2 separate regions of the Homo sapiens genome follow, and region 1 is linked to region 2. Evidence: chromatin loops called from intact Hi-C (ENCODE). Cell type or tissue: heart right ventricle. All regions are shown on one strand. Each heading gives the region's core, and the rest is flanking DNA. Links, peaks and the distances in the headings are about the cores only.

The links. Hi-C counts contacts between places; a loop is a spot of excess contacts. Peaks named below come from ENCODE experiments on the same cell type or tissue, not always from the same donor. Only the 100,000 strongest peaks of a DNase experiment are listed, where the experiment ranks them.
Region 1: it touches region 2 in a loop (5-fold over the local background); 3 of 110 quality-filtered maps call a loop at or near these places.

The regions. Positions count from the first base shown.
Region 1 is chr15:92,340,823-92,346,202 of GRCh38, forward strand. No RefSeq gene overlaps it. Among named protein-coding and RNA genes, the nearest start is that of ST8SIA2, 50 kb to the right of the region's middle. In heart right ventricle, for the core only: no CTCF peak of the experiment used is centred there; a DNase peak (open chromatin) is centred at 3,219; H3K27ac peaks cover 1,004 bases; H3K27me3 peaks cover 878 bases.
Region 2 is chr15:92,290,070-92,295,449 of GRCh38, forward strand. No RefSeq gene overlaps it. Among named protein-coding and RNA genes, the nearest start is that of ST8SIA2, 100 kb to the right of the region's middle. In heart right ventricle, for the core only: no CTCF peak of the experiment used is centred there; no DNase peak of the experiment used is centred there.

The DNA.
Region 1 (5,380 bases), core at 186-5,185, 51 kb after region 2:
TGTGTCTTACAACCAGAAACATCCCAAACCCCACTTCCATCAGCTACCAGCTGTGCTGTGATAAGCCAGCAGGTCATTTTTATCTCACGCAAGCTCAGAGTCCTCAAATGTACCATGAAGATAATCCAAATGTTTCTGGGTGCCTGACAGAAAGGAATGAAATCATGAGTGGGAAAAAATGCCTACCATGGTACGTGGCCTACAATAGGTGCCCGGTAAATGCCACTTTCCTTTTGAACGGTTCTAGGGTAAATGCACCTGATAGCAATAACTTAAGCCCACCCTAAGAATGACACTTTATAGCAGATGCACCTGAGTGCGTGTTCTGAGCTAGGGAGTCCAGGAGTGGCCAACCCAGAGATTCATTCCTTGTCTATGAGAAACACCTGAGTCCCCGGCACATCCTGCGGAACACGGGCTGGATAGAGCATTGAGACCCTGAGTTGTGGGTTCAATGAAGGCTGCCTGGTGGAAGCCGTTAAGAGGAGGGTGTTAAGTGAAAATGCTGTGGAGGCTGTATGCTGTTTGCAATTGTTGTGGTTTTCCTACCCTTCCCACCACCACTGGACTGTGCAGTTATCTGTCAAGCCCATGCCACTGGACTGTATGTAAGGCAGGTACTTTGTCCAGCCCGCTGCCATTGGACTCTCTCCCCTGTATGTAAGCCCCTAATAGAACCCCATGTCTCGTTTGCTGGCTCTGGATCTCTTCTTCAGCCTCTTGAACCTGGTGCCTTCCCTACTGAGGTTAACAGGGTTTGGCACAACAGTGGGGACGTAAGAACTCGGGCACAGATACTAGGGGAACCCCTAGGCTTTGTCTCCCTCAGATTCCTGTTAGTATCTGTAGATACAAAGATGAATGAGTCTGAGACCCTGCCCTAAAAGAGCAGGCACAGCCCCACGGACTGGCAGGGGAGAAAGTCTACACCATGCCGGCCTGTGATGATGCCGTGTTAAATCATTTGTAAAGTAAATAAGACATGAAACAAACTGGGCCTTGAACAGCAGGTTGGATATGTACAAATGAAGAGAGGCTTGGAAGCTATTTGAAGTTACATTGCTTTGGGTGCTATTAACAGCAGATTTCTGTGGCTTGTACATATGAGGGCTTCTCTCTTTCCTGTAAAACCCAGAGGTCAGATGTCCACGGCTGCTATGGTGGTGTCATGATCATCAGGGACATGAACTTTTTCCTTCTTTCTGCTTGCCTGTGTGTAGCGTCCCTGTTGAGGCTACCCCAAAGTTCTAGAAGGCTGTTAGGGTTCCAGCGTTATATTCGTATTGCAGGCAGCAGTCATGAGGAAGAATGACAAGTAAAAAGGCAAAAAGGGGCTCACCCCAGCTGTCTGTCCTTCCTTCTCAAAGGTTCCTCCCAATAACTTCCATTTAAAATCATTAGCTAGGCTGGGCACAGTGGCTCACACTTGTGATCCCAGCACTTTGGGAGGCCAAGGCGGGTGGATCACCTGAGGTCAGGAGTTTGAGTTTGAGACAGCCTGGCCAACATGGGGAAACCCCATCTCTACTAAAAATACAAAAATTAGCCAGGCGTGGTGGCGCACGTCTGTAATCCCAGGTACGAGGAGGGGCTGAGGCATGAGAATCACTTGAAACTGGGAGACAGAGGTTGCAGTGAAAGGAGATCACGCCACTGCACTCTAGCCTGGATGGCAGAGTGAGACTCTGTCTCAAAAAAAAATCATTAGCTAGAATTTAATCCTGTGACCATACCTAGTTGCAAAGGAAATGAAGAGGTCAACTAGGCACAATGGTGTCTTCATGATACTGATATGTTAATAAGGAAGCAGAAGGTGGAGGCATCTAGCTGCTTCTGTCACTTGGGAGGATATCACAGAAGCAGAGGACAAATAAATAGCTCATGACCAGGAGAGCCAGGAGAAGTTGGAGTAAAAGGTAACAAAATGATGGCAAGTCCAAATATAGAACAGACCACAACTTAGGATAGGCCAAACTTCAGCAAGAATTGGGAAGTACTTGGCTTGTACTAACACAGATTGCTGGACCTCACCCCCAGAGTTTCTGATTCAGCAGGTCTGGAGGACAGCCCTAAATTTTCGCATTTCTAACAAGTTCCCGGGTTATGCTGATGCCGATGCTGCTGGCCTGGGGACCACACTTTGAGAACCACTTTGGATAAAGTTAGGACTTTATCCTCTAATTAACCCCCTGAAGGCTTCTGAGTTGGGAAGAAAAAATGATGAGCTGATTCACGAAAGCTTATCTGCCAGAGGTCTGTCAGATGGGCTGATGAGGGTGAAAATGGAGGCAGAGGATGCACTAAGGAGACAGCAGTGAAGCCGTCATTTGGGATGTGTTTGGCTGGGCTTAATTGTATTATTTACAGCAATTTCTTGAAGCTTCTGACCTCCAAGACCTAACTTTATCATAGTAAGCAGACCAATCAAGCTATCCGCCTTATGGCCAGAAAAACTCAAGTTTTGAAAGAGTGTTGGTTACTGAGGACAGATTTAAAAAAAAAAAAAAAAGTAAAAGGATGTCTCCATCTTCCTACCCTATCTAACTACAGCCCGAAGTTTTTATTGAAAAATGAGAAGTAGCCAGAGGACTCACAAGTAAAGAATCAAGCCATGATTAGAAGAAATACAATGCCAGGGGAAAACCAAGTCAATGGATCCTGTTCTTTCCACCACTGAGTCCCTCCCACTTTCTAGTTGATTCGCTGTGACCTGAGTTTAGACCTCCTTTGGGTTTGTAATCAAGGCTGAAATACACAGGGAAGCAGGACTGAGGATGTGGACCAACCTGATTTGAATCCTGGTTCCAGCTGTGAAGCAGGGTGGTAGCCGGTCTCCGGAGAACTTTGTAAATTAGAAAACGTGTCCCCTCCGGGTGCAGCTTGGCAACTCAAGAATGTGGGCTGCATTACAGCCCTCATTTGCCAGCTTGTCCAAGGGCCCTATTGCGGGGCACAGCCTGCAGGACAGTAAGAGGTGGCCCTGCTGTAAGCAGGAACTTAACCTCAGGAGCCCAGGGTTTTTCCTCTGTCAGATGGGTTGACAGGCACAGACCCCAGAGTTGTCAAGCAGACTCAGTGAGGTAACCACATAAAGCGTCTGGCACGTAGTGGGTGCTCAAGGAACATCAGTTTCCTTCCAGATTTCCTCTTGAATCAGTAGCCGGATGGGTTAAGCCTCGTGGGCTGCCAGGGAATCATCTGCTCCTCCAAATCTTGGCACGGCTGCCCCTGCCTGGCATTTGCAGTGGCATGCCTGCTGCCTCTCCACCAGCATCTCATTGTCTGGCATGAGAAAAAAGTGCCCGGCTCCTGCTGTGAAGCGGAGCGCAGCAAACGGAGACCAGCTGAGCTCCTACGGTCAGCAGATTAGCTCCCTTAATACTGCCAGCTTAGGGGGTCGCAGAGCCCCTGATTGCAAATCTAAAATCCCAGCGACTTCCCTCCCTTTTCATTAATTTCCTAAGCTCCAGCGCTGCCAAGATAATATGCTGCCAGGTGCAGGGACTCCTCTAAGCCACTTTGCTCACCAATCCAACCCAGTGCAGGGCCCCTGGCCAGCCTGCTCAGGTGCTAGAGGGGTGAGGAGGGGCAGAGGCATCATTTCAGCGAGCACTGTAGGTGTGAGGCAACGTGGAGAGCTTTCCTTGCTGATGACTCTCCTCCTAAAGGGGCCAGCCAAGAGGCTGAAGTGCCAAATCCCAATTAAATCACAAAAGAAGTGGGAGCAGCGCAGCGGAAGGACAAGTGGGGAGGGAGAGAAGCCTCTGCGGCTTATTCTCCTAGGGGCACTTACTCCTCTTGCCTGAGGTTGTTCTAGGCTTGCTAAATGGGATCTTTTCTCTTTGGGGTCCGTGCTTTATTGTAACAAAAGTTATGCTGAGCACCAATTATCTGCAGGGCTTTGGGCTGGTCACAGGCAATCAGAGATGAATGAGACCTACTGAGCAAGTTCGTGTTTTAATCAGGGAGACGGACCTGCGAACAGATCACGGCCACACAATCTGGCAATTGCTCTGATGAAGATTAGTATGGAGTGTCATGAATGCACACAGGAGGGGATGCCTGACTCTGCTGCAGCAATAGGGAAGCTTCAGAAAACAAGGAGCATTTCCTGGAAGAATGGGTAAAAGGTCACAAGGCAGAGACGAGGAAGGGCATTGCAAGGAGAGGAACAGCACATGGCAAGCACACAGTTCTGAAATGTGGTGTAGGGAAGTGTGGCCAGTGAAGTAAGGGAGTGAGGCTGAGGAGGGTCTTACAAGCTGGCAGTCTTGGTCAGGGAGCAGATGAAGAAGGCCTGTAGACCAACAAACAAGGAAAATCATGAAACTGCACTGACATACAGGCTCAACCCTACCCATGCGCATGCTTTGTCCATGCCCACTTTGTGGGGCAAGGGGTGGGCAGGCTGGCTAGATGATGAGGTGCTTGATACAATAATCAGCTAGCAAGAGGCAGAGAGTAAGTTCCACACTCTGAAATCAATGCTGAAAGCAAGGGGCTGGGAACAGAAGATGAAGTCATAAGATATGGACACAGAAAGTGAAGAGGAAGGAATGCCGGTCAGTTGGACTAGGGGTGAGAGAGGGCCTGGGACTCCCACCATGCCTGGGACTCTTTATCTGCATTCTTGTTTTGTGCTTTGTCCACGAGACAGACTGATCCCCTTCTGCTTACACTAACTGGGATTCATTTGTTATCAAACGCCATCTGACCTGTGCCCCACCCCTGCCTGTATGCAGGGGTTAGCTTTGGGAAAGGCACCAGGTAGGGGGGCCCCGGGGGCATATGACTGAATTTTGTAGGTGTAATGTCTGAGTTTAGGGTTGCAGGTTCTATAGTGTCTGGCCTCGCTCAAGGACTTAGAATGGTGAGCATGGGAACTAGGACCAGGGCTTAGAATCAATGCAGGATCAGTCTCCAGCCAAGCAAAAAAAAAAACATCACGCTGATTGGGCTTCTTGCAAAGCCATTGATGGAGGGAGAGAGCACACAGGTGTGCCCCAGTGATGGGAAGAAACATGCACCTGGGGCCCCTGTGACTAGGAACTGAGTTGTCATTGAGTACTAGTGATATCTAAAGCATCCAAATGGTGTCCTGGACCCTGCAGGGCAATGGGCTAAGGGAAGGACAATGACAACCCAATAAGTATTGCTTCATGTCTACTCCGAGGCAGGCAGTACTGTGACATTGTGATATAATATGAAATACGTATATTGGTCTCTGTGTCTAGTTCCTGACATAGAGCTCTTAAAACCCTTGTAGATAGGGGCACTAGGAGAATCTTTTGTTCTTATATTTGATCTTTGACCCCAGTTCCTGACACAGAGCTCCTAAGACCTTTGTAATTTCCTGAGTGATAGAAGCATCTGACACAGA
Region 2 (5,380 bases), core at 197-5,196:
GCTACTTCACACACCATGGAGTGTCAGTCTGGGTGAAGCATTGCTTCTCACTGAAGATATTGTAACAGTTTAGCAAAATCTAGCAAGTCAAATTCTTTCCAAAGGTAAAATGTTCTGGATTCATCTTAGCCTGTTCCTATCTAAACTGACAGATTTGCCCATGAAAATCACTTGAAATATCTTTATATGGAGAGGCAGGAACTATCTTTTGTTCCTTAACAGTTCTTAAGAGCAAATAATACTTGAGTTTGCTCTTCCTGAGAAAAAGAGGAAGAAAAGATCAAGAAAGTGAAGGCGGTAAAAGCAGCAAGAAATAATCAAGAAACTGATAACTATATTTCCTATAATGATCAGCTATTACCTAACAAGAATGCATGGCTTTCTTCTCTGCTCTACTCTTAACCAATGGCTGGCTTGTACTTGGTGACTCCTAGGGCTCAAGTAGGCCATATGACAGTGGACAGTGACCCTCAAGCTGCTGCAGTGCAGGGCGTGTCTGAGGATGGTTCACAGGGAATGCCATGGGCACACGGTTTCTGCACGATAGCAGAGGTTCTTCTCTATTGCAAGTATCTCAAATTCCTCCCACTGTCACAACTGGTTTGAGAGACTCAGAACACGGCACAAGGGCAGGAGGTCCACTCAGGACAGTTGTTATTGCTGTGTGTAACCAACAGCCACAGCCAAAACAAACTAAAGGAGATGGTGTAAACCCTTTCAAAAATTCAGTTGGTAAGGGTTTCTATTTATAGGGCTGAGCAGTTTTGGATGGAGAGAGAATTCTCTCCAGTTGGCACTAGCCAGTCCAGAACAGTGGTGTGGGTATGAAATTTATGTGGGTTGGTGGATGCTATAAGACCTAGAAGACCAAAGGAGATGTGACTTGGCACAGAAATACTTCCTCTGCAATCTGTTTCTTTGTATGCTTTCTTTTGGGAAGAGTGCCTCTTTTCCTACTAAGGCTTCCAATAATTGGCCCACCTTAAGCACCCAGCATGAATTCTGTTCTGTAATAGTGATTCTCCTCTCTACCCTACAGAAACACCATGCTGAGCCTCCTTGTGCCCCACCATCTGTAATTCCCTCCTGCCTGTTCAAATCTCCCCTGTCCTTCAAGGCCCAGGTGAAGACCCTTCTTCCCCGTGAAGCTTTACAGATGACTTCAGCCCACACTGATCTCTGAGTCATATGGCACTCAAGAGTCTGAGTCATATAATTTGCCACTTTATTACACATTATTTAATACTATCCTATAATTCCAGGTAGAACTATAGGATAATTTGTTGGTTTGTCCCCCAATAAAACTGTACTCTGCTCAAAGTCAGAGACTGAAACTTTTACTTCTTTGTACCCCCACTGTTGCTGGCAGAGCCATGGACACATGGTAGACAGTCAATAAAAGACTAATTGGATTGTTCCCAAGTTGCAAATCAGTGCATACATTAAGAAGGCTAAGCCAAATAAACTCCCTCCATTAAAGTCTTCTAAATTACATATAGATCTAAAATTCTAAAAAGCAGGCAAATGACAGAGGTAAGTCACTGAAGGATAAAAATTATTTCAGCAATAACCTCAAGTTGCAGAGACAATGTAGTTACAGGAACAAGGGAGGGAGGGAGGGCAAGATTTGATTCCAAATTGACCTTTATGATGTATTCAAAGGATATTGAGAGAAAGCTAAGGATGAGAGCAGATAACAAGCGAGGTGCTACCTTCCAAGGTGGAAGGATGGCAAGAAAAACAAGCACTAATTGTGAGAGAAGGAGTATATGGGAGAGCATTTCAGAGAGACAGAGGATAAGAACTCCATGCACAGAGCCGTGAGAACTACATTTCATTCTGACAGCCTGCTTAGCCAAGAGATGCAGATAAATTAGTAGTTAAGTAGAGGTGAACAAAACAATCTCGTTGATTGGGAAATTCACAAAGCACAAAAGGAGTCCTAAAAAGTCCAGTTATGGAATCTCTCATGATCCATACTGACCACTCTCTGAATCAAACCAGGCTCCTCTTTTGCCTGGAACCATGGACAGTGTTTTTAGCACCTGCAACATGCCTAGCACTTTACACACACCACGTCCAAGCTGCACAACAACTTAACATAATGTTTGCAGTGTCGCTTGTATTTTACCGATGAATACATAAAGGCTCAGAAAATCAAAGTTATTTGCTTATTCATCCATTCAATGAACATTTAGTGTTGGCTTGTTTTGGTGCCAGGCACAGTCTGTTAAATAGGGGTCAAGGCAGCAGTGTCTGCTGTCACAGAGATTATGTCATAGAGCTCAAGAGTCTGGCTAAGGTTTGGACCCTGTCTGGTTCTAAACCACACATGTAGCCTCTTTTCTATTCTGCCCTTACAAGGAAAGCCTACGGATGGTTTTCTTTTTAAACCTGTCATAAACATGATAATAACATGGTTATAAAAATATTTTGTCTCAATAACACTTCAATTGAAAAGACTATTTAAACCACCACAGGACATATGAAGTATGTGGAAAGAAAGGAAGACTTTTCTTACCTCTTATTTAAATTACAAAAGCAAGGCATGAAAGGCTTCTAGCAGTAGGGCAGATTGAGAAGACACACGTTCCCCCCTTTCCATGACAAACAGAAATCATGGGCAAAGGGTAGCAACAAATTGTAAAACCAAGCTTGGTAAGAAAACAAGACAGAGAAACCCCAAGAGTCCAGAAAGAGGAAAAGATCTCAAAGCCAAGTGATGCAGTAAATGGGAGTTCATTGACTATGCCTCCTGTGGGTACTTCACCCAAACATCAGATCTGGAGTTAGGGTTCTGACACTTGAGTGAGGTGTAACACCTAGGAGTTGGAAGCCAGGTATAAGCCCCTGCATGGAGCCTGGAGCTATGAAGAGCTACTCCATTCTCCAGTCAAAGCAACAAAACTTTGTTCCTATGAAGGGAAAAAGAGCAAGAAAACTTGTCCTTCTGGGGTCATGGATGGGAAACAAAAAGAAATAGAAACTCAGAAACTAGAGATGCATAGTCAGAAATTATTCCACCCACTTGATAAAGAAAACTTCCTGCTAAGAAAGGAATACCCAGCTAGTCCAGACCAGTAATACTCTTAGGACCCTTGCGAATGCAAAACCAAAATCCCACTGCAGACACATCTCCACCACCCACTATGAAACAAACCCGACTGGAGATGAGTTAACAATAAAAAGTATAAATCCAATGTGAACATGAAATACAATAAGGGTGAGTTTGCAAGGGCATCAAATGGAGAACTGGAGCTAACAGGACAATTTGAAAAAGACTATAAAATTGTCTTTAAAAAGACTACTAAAAACAAGAGAATGAAGGAGATGGGAGAAGCAATCAGAACTATAGTGAAAGAATGGATCAGAATTTTATAAAAGACGTATTTTAAAGAGAATTAAGAGGAGACTTAGAAATGAAAAACTTAACCATTGAAATTAAAAACCCAAAGCACATTCCTTAAGCAGATTAGACAGCGGGTAAGAAATTAAGTAAACCAGAAGAAAGCGCTAAAAAAATACTCTAAATACAGTAGTGAGAAATAAATAGAAATTATAAAAGAGCTCTTAAGAAACATGGAGAATAAAATGACAAAATCAAACGTAGATCTGATACCAGTTCTGGAAGTAGACATTGAAAAAAAAAGGAGAAGCATTATTCAACAAAAATGGTCAAAACTGTTCTCAAGAAGAGACATAGGTCTTTGAAAGACACACAGAATCATCAGCAGAAAAATATAAGTTAACTCCAGCAACATTATATTGAAAGTGCAAAATATCGAAGACCAAAAAAATCTTAAAAGCATCCAAAGGGGAAAAAAAGCTACCTATAAAGGAATGACAATCACACTGACATCATATTTCATATTAGCAACAACAGACGCCAGAATTGTTATCTCCAAAGGGCAGTGGGAATCTAGCTATCAAGCTAGTACTTTGAACCTAAATCATCCATCCCTATGTTGTTCAATATGGAGTATGAAGTCACTGGTCAAATGTGGCTATTGAGCCCTTGAAATGTAGTTAGTTTGAATTGAGATGCACTGTAAGTATAAAATATACTCTGGATGTCAAAGGCGTATTGTGAAAAGAATGTGAAATATCTTGTTAACAATATTTTATATTGATTACATGTCAAAATGGTGACATTTTGGATATGTTGGGTTACATAAAATATATTATTAAGTTCACCCATTTTTGGTTTTTTTACTTTTAAAACCAGCCCCAGTGATCTCCATTCATTCACTTAATAACATTTGCCACCTTCCTCCAACCTCAGGCTATTTGCAAATTGAAAATAATCTCTTAATTAACTCCTTGGCTACTTTGTACTTTTAGCATTTCCTTGGTTTCAAAGTATACATTTATCTGTAGAACCATTTTATCCACGTCTGTCTCCCAACTAAAATAAATGTAAACTCCATAAAGATAGAAACGATACCTGTCATAGCCAGTCCTGTGTGCTCAGCCCCTAGCATGGCGTGGACCCAGGACTCTATGTCTTAGTGGTAATTAAGAGTATGTGCTTCAGCATCAGATGGAATGATTTCGAATCTGCCTCCACTGGGGCCGTCTATTTGACCGGAAGACACGTCATCTGACTTTTCTGAGCTTTGATTTCCTTGGTTTTAAAAAGCCTATTTTCCTATTCTTTAAGATTTTAATGAAATGAATGAAATAGCCCATCGGTTGTCTCCTTCACTCTGATGCTTTTTAATACGTGCCTGGGACTTAATTTATAAAATGAGTGGCAACATGGAGGGGTCAATGCATTTGAAGGAAAAGTTGAGTGTTACTCACAGCTTCCCTAGAAATGAGGCATAGCACATTGTGCAGGGTCACGTGGGGAAACATCAGAGTCACTGAGGAGGGAGGAGGCAGGGGAAGGCATGGCCACAGCTGTTACTGGGGTTTCTGTGGGAAACCCAGGGCAGGGTAAACAGCTTCGGATTGGCTAGTTTGAATAAGCCCGGCAGGCTTTGGTGGCATAAAGCTGCCCCTAGGTATCTGGTCCCTGGCCCTGAGTTGATGTAGGGCAGGGGAATATTGGCTTGTTACATGAGTGTTCAGTGAAGAAGGTGACTGGGGCGTGGCTATGGATCAGTGGGTCAGCATTTGAAAGGCAGGCTCAGAGATAAGCCATCGATGATTTCCAGGAATTAACTAACCCTGGGCGGGGCAGCTTCTCCACAGTCAGCAAGGCCCCCAAGATGTCAAGCATTATAAAATATAAAAGCACAATTAGTACACCTTTGAGCCACTGTTGTCTTTCCAAAGAGTAACAATTTGCATGTCACAGTGGCCACTCCCTTGTTCTGGACACAGTTTTGCTTATTTAGGTTTCTTCCGCTTGCTCTGAGAGATGACTTGTTCCTAA